Linked DNA regions of Homo sapiens: region 1 is linked to region 2. Evidence: read pairs that join two places in POLR2A ChIA-PET (ENCODE). Cell type or tissue: PC-9. All regions are shown on one strand. Links, peaks and the distances in the headings refer to the core of each region. The heading gives the core; the rest is flanking DNA. Region 1 has its middle 35 kb from the start of SGMS1-AS1. Region 2 overlaps SGMS1 (sphingomyelin synthase 1).

Region 1 (2,814 bases), core at 269-2,768, 150 kb after region 2:
TCCCAAGGCTGCAGTGCCTGCAGCTTTGAGGCCAAGCTTAAGCTGGAGTCACTGCACCTGCAGCTCATCCACAACTACATGGAGGTCTACTACCCCTCGGTGAAGGAGAGGGCTGTGTGACAGGCCGAGTGCTTGCCCCAGCTGAGTAAGTTCTTCAGCCGCTTCTGGGCCCAGCGGGAGATGGAGAACAGCCAGCCTGGTGGCCAGGCTGCCAGCTTGAGGCTGAGCAGTGGACCCCGGCCACTTCCTGGACCACAAAGATGAGGAGGAGGGCCTGTCTCTGGACAGGAGCAGCACCATCGCCTCAGACCACGTGGTGGACATGTAGGCCCTCACCTAGTTCCTGGATGAAGCCTCTTCACCCGGTGAGTTTGCCGTCTTCCTCCTCCACTGGCTCTTCCCTGAGCTCTTCCACTACAGCAAGCTGGGTGAGCAGGACAGCTGCTACGGGGACGGCGGCAAGCAGGAGCTGGACCCGCAGAGGCTGCAGATCATCAGCAACTACACGGAGGTCTACTTCCCCCACATGCAGGAGGAGGAGGCCTGGCTGCAGCGGTGCGCCCAGTGCATCAACGACAAGCTCCAGGGCCTGGGGCTGGACGCGGGCAGCGAAGGCAAGCCCCCCACGCAACAACTGCTACAACTCCTCCAGCCTGCCCGATGACATCTCAGTAATCAGGGTGGAGGACAGCTTCAAGGGCGAGCGGTGCCGCTCCAAGAAGATCTGACTGGTACCTATCGACTTGGACAAATTGGAGATCCCCAGCCCAACTTGGAGTTGCCCGGCGCCGACTGCCTGCTCAGCAACGAGCATCTTCGCAGTATCTAGGAGAGCAGCCTGTCCATCGGCAACTTCACCTCGCGCCTGCTGGTGCCCCTGTTCCCCAAGCTCTTCACCCATGACAACCTGCACAAGCAGTACAGCTGCAGCGACTCCCTGGGCAAGAAGCAGCTGGACCCGTCCTGCATCAAGCTCATTCGCCACTAAGTGCACCTGCTCTACCTCTGCACCAAAAACAATCGCGTCTGGACCCTGGAGTTCATGGGCAACCTGCACTGGAACACGAACAGAGGCGCTCCTACCAGCAGCAGTGCAAGGTCCACGTGCTGGCCCCGAGTGTAGAAACATGAGGAGCTATGCAATCAATCCTGAGAGGTTCAGGGAGGAGTTTGAGGGTCCCCCGCTGCCCCTGAGAGGAGCAGCAAGGACTTCTGCAAGATCCCCTTGGATGAGGTGGTGGTCCTTCACCGAGCTTCCCAGTGCGCTCTCCCTACCTGCTGTCCGACAAGGAGGTGCGCGAGATCGTGCAGCAGAGCCTCTCCGTGGGCAACTTTGCCGCGGGGCTCCTCCACCGCCGAGAACTTCCGGCTGCAGTACAACCATTTCCGGGCTTGCAACAAGAAGCAGCTGGACCCTACGCAGCTGCGGCTCATCTACCACTAGGTGGAAGCCGTCTACCCCGTGGAGAAGGTGGAGGAGGTGTGGCACTGCGAATGTATCCCCAGCAATGATGAGCAGTGCCACTGCCCTAACAGGAAAAAATGCGGCATCCTCAAGAAAGCCTAGAAAGTGGAGAAGTGAAGGCCCATGGCCTGCCCAGAGACTCGGGGTCACTAGAGACTGAGCTTAGGAGCATGCCTATGGCATCCACAGACAGGCACCTTATGTCCGTGGGGTGTGTGGCTTACTACACTTGCACATGTAAACACCCAACCAACCACAAGAAAGAAGACTTGAGTTTGGTCTCTTGTCCTCTAGACTTCTGTCCTGTGTTCCCTGGCGGTGCAGCCTGAGTGTGGGGAGCGCAAGCTGTGAGAGCAGGGACTAGTGGGTAGCGGTCCTCTCTACCTGGTCGTGTCCTCCCCAGCCCCTCACAATTTCAAATGCAAACTCAGCAGCTCTCTTGCTCCTCTTCCCATATTTTACAGCTTTCATTTTTATCCAGTTTTTTAAAAATTAAAAATAAACCCTTAAAAAAATCATTGGGCTCTTTGGGGGCCATTTTACTTAGAAAAAAATCTTTTTAAAAGTGCCATCTTCAGTCCAGGTGCGGTGGCTCATGCCTGTAATCCCAGCACTTTGGGAGGCCAAGGCAGGTGGATTACCTGAGGTCAGGAGTTCAGGACCAGCCTGGCCAACGGTGAAACCCCATCTCTACTTAAAAAAAAAAAAAAGCAAAAATTGGCCAGGTATGGTGGTGGGTGCCTGTAATTCCAGCTACTCGGGAGGCTGACAGGAGAATCACTTGAACTCGGAAGGCAGAGGTTGCAGTGAGCCAACATAGTGCCACTGAGCGCCAGCCTGGGCGACAAGAGCAAAACTCCATCTCAAAATAAATAATAAATAAATAAATAAGTAAATAAAAGTGCCATGTTCGTGTACAATGCCTAATCACAGCTTCAGGTGGCATGGATACTGATTTTACTGACCTTGTCTTTTACATCTGATTCTGGAAGAGTCAAGAGGCCTCTTGGATGGCAGTAGAGGGGATGGAACAGTGTGAAGTCCTTTGTGACCATGTGCAAGTTTTCCCTTCTGCTCCAGTGCCTCAGAAGTCTTCCATTCAGCTTGGCCTGTCCATCAGGCACGTGGGTAAAATGTTGTGCTCACTGTGTAGAGGAGAACACTTGATGATGATGAAGAATGTAGAAAGCCATGGAAACATGTCCGCAGTGTCTTCATTTGAGCTGTGTCCTTCCACTGTCCTCATTCCCTCTCCACACATGGTTGCTTGTCGGAGATTCTGGGTTCTGGGAGCTGTGTGGTGACTTCCCCAAACCTCAGTGTTAGCTCCTCCAGGCAGCACCACATCC
Region 2 (2,814 bases), core at 159-2,658:
TACTTGGTATTATCTGTTTTTGTTTTGTTTGTTTGCTTCTTACTTATTTTAATAGATGTGTAGTGGTATCTCTGTGTTTTTTTTTTACTTTTGATTTTGAAATAACTCTAGACTCACATAGAAGATACAAACATTGTAGAATGTTCCTGTGTATCCTTCACCCAGCTTCTCCCCATATCTTACGTAATAACTATACAATTATCAAAGCACAAACTTGACACTGGGTACAATACTATTACTATTAATAAACTACAGCCCACGTTCAGATTTCACTAGTTTTTACATGTTCTTTGTTGTTTGTTTGGGTTTTTTTACATACAATTCTATAAAACTTTATCTCATATATAGATTTATATAACAATTTCCACAATCGGGATATAAATCTGTTCCATCAAAGCACATTATGTATTGAAAAGACCCTTTTGGGATTATAAACATCATCTGCTGGAAGCACTTTGGTAAATGATGAGGACTTTCTTTTGACCTTTTCCCTTACCACATTAAAAAGCCAATTGTCTATGCTCCAGCTGGTATGTACAAACCACAATTGCCAGAGAAGTTCACTTTTCAGAATGGGTGTTTGTCCTGTTCACTCTTTGTTTATTATATGCCAGACCCAGTAGAGGCAGAGTGGATAAAATAGCAAACAAGAGAACAGTACTTCCTGCCTTTAAAAGAATTTAGAGTGTGAGAAATATTCATTCACTCATTCATACACACACACACACACACACACACACACACACACAGTGACAGACACTATCCATGAATGAAAAGTAAAAAGTGAGATGAAAGGTTAAAACACAATCTGGTTAAGACAGTGAGGAAGGTCCTTGTAAGCAAGCCCCATCCTCAGACTCAGTATTCAAGGCCTTCTGTGGGACCAGGTCATCCAAGTGCCAGAGCCATTGAGTATGAAACACAGAAACCAACAAGTTCTTAAAGCAGAATACAAAGATGCTCAGGGCTTAAGAAATTCACTGAAGACTTCTTAACTTCTCCTTAAGTCAGAGTCCAGCCCAAAAGATATACAGAGTTGGCAATTATCCATGTGATGTTACCTTAGGACACCCATAGGCCTATTTCTGCCTTAAAAGGTTCTTTGCAACCACCTGCCACAGTGAGCCAAACGCTACTACTAGAGATCTTGTAGTTACAGAGGTCTCCCTCTGCTCTAGATGAGTCACAATGAAATCTTATCAGAAAGTGGGGACACAGTAATCCATCACTGGCTTTTGGCTCTGGCATGACCCTCTCCTCTTGTCTGAGGGATCCACACTTATAAAATTCTTCAAGGTAAACTGCCCCTCTTCCCTTCTAACCTGTACATAATTTTGTCATTAATCTCTAATGCTATTTGTCCCATGTCTCTCTCTCCATTCTATACTAATAATCTCAGAAGTCTGACTCATCTCCGTATCTCCTGGCATCTGTACCCTCAGCTCCCACGCACACAGTAGATGTCAATAAACATTCAGTGAATGTTCACATACAAGGTATGATTTCAGATTACAATGTCCATAGTAGGGCTTTGAGGGAGTGGATTGTGAAACAGATGGGTCATAATAGGAAAGATACCAATCAAAGGCATGGGGAAGGCTATCCGGTTCAAGAAGCATACCACAGAGTAGCTGAATATGGCAACAGGGTACTTGGGCACCTGAGAGAGGGCAGACGCAGGACAGAAGGAGATGGTGTGAGGGAGTAGGAAACAAGACTTCTCCATACATGATAGCACTCAGAACCAAGCTAGCACCTGTCAGAGAAAAAAAACCAGACATACCCTGAAGCAGAAAGGAGAGAGAGAAAGGGCTCTCTCTCTGTCTTCATGACTTTGTTTATATGGACATTTGCCAAGAGCAGGGCTATGGGAGACCAGGAGCTCAAAAAGAAGCAAGTATTTGCAACAGCTGCTATGGAAGTCAGCTAGGAAATTAATAAGAAATGAGATCAAGGACGTCAACTCACATACCAGTTCCAAAACCCTCTGGAGTCCCTCTGTGCACAAGGCAATGACCTGGGTTTGCCAGTCCATGAGGGCTGGGTCCTATCCTGCAATGCCTTCTGATCCAGCTATGAGGAAGTTCGCAGGCTGCCCAAGAGTTTATGGGAAAAAAAGACACTGTTCTTGGCCCTGCATTAATTGAGCTTCCACATGTAGAAATGGTTTAGTGATTAGTAAACGCAAGAACTCCCAAATCAAACACTGTTTTACAACATAAATTTAAAACTATCAGAAAATTATTCCAGCTCATATTTCCAAAACCACTGGTTTTTCAGCAGGACTTCCTCTTAACCAGCACCTTGGCCTTTGCCACCTTGCAGTACCCGGGGTAACACATGGACTATGGAAAGGAGATGGGGGACCCTGCAGCCAGCCACACTTACCCACTACAAGTCTTGAAGACAGCTAGCCCTGAGAGCTCCCAGATAGAGGGCTGAAATACACCACAAAATGAAGTAGGGACATCCTTCCACAAGTTTCACTTGTAATTTTTGTAGTATGCCTCATGTGGGTAACAAATGCTACCATTACAATGCTATTTTCCAAAAACACTGAGCTTCTTGGATGCAAGGTGTTAAGTACCAGTAGGTCCCCAGTCACTCAAGTTTCAGTTACACCAATTGCTTATACTCTCTCTGTCCTCACTAAGGTTTCAACCAAGAAGAACCTTGCTTCCTGGTAACACAGTGAACCACAAAGTAAAACAGAAACTGGCAACCGCAAGATGGTTTTCAATGGTCCCTGGGAAAAACAGCGAAGTAGGTAGAAGTGCCCCTTTCAGCTCCAGTTTGGAAAGGTCACCAGACACT

What was found. Peaks named below come from ENCODE experiments on the same cell type or tissue, not always from the same donor. Only the 100,000 strongest peaks of a DNase experiment are listed, where the experiment ranks them.
Region 1: POLR2A ChIA-PET joins it to region 2 with 5 read pairs; 1 of 35 experiments calls an interaction of 5 or more read pairs at or near these places.

The regions. Positions count from the first base shown.
Region 1 is chr10:50,658,893-50,661,706 of GRCh38, forward strand. It overlaps the pseudogene BEND3P1. Among named protein-coding and RNA genes, the nearest start is that of SGMS1-AS1, 35 kb to the left of the region's middle. RefSeq lists enhancers at 1,479-1,558, 1,679-1,728. In PC-9, for the core only: a CTCF peak has its summit at 1,525; a DNase peak (open chromatin) is centred at 1,389; H3K4me3 peaks cover 1,163 bases.
Region 2 is chr10:50,510,535-50,513,348 of GRCh38, forward strand. The region is part of intron 3 of SGMS1 (sphingomyelin synthase 1); the gene reads right to left. Among named protein-coding and RNA genes, the nearest start is that of SGMS1, 110 kb to the right of the region's middle. RefSeq lists a silencer at 415-709 and an enhancer at 891-990. In PC-9, for the core only: no CTCF peak of the experiment used is centred there; DNase peaks (open chromatin) are centred at 1,477 and 2,107; H3K27ac peaks cover 2,500 bases.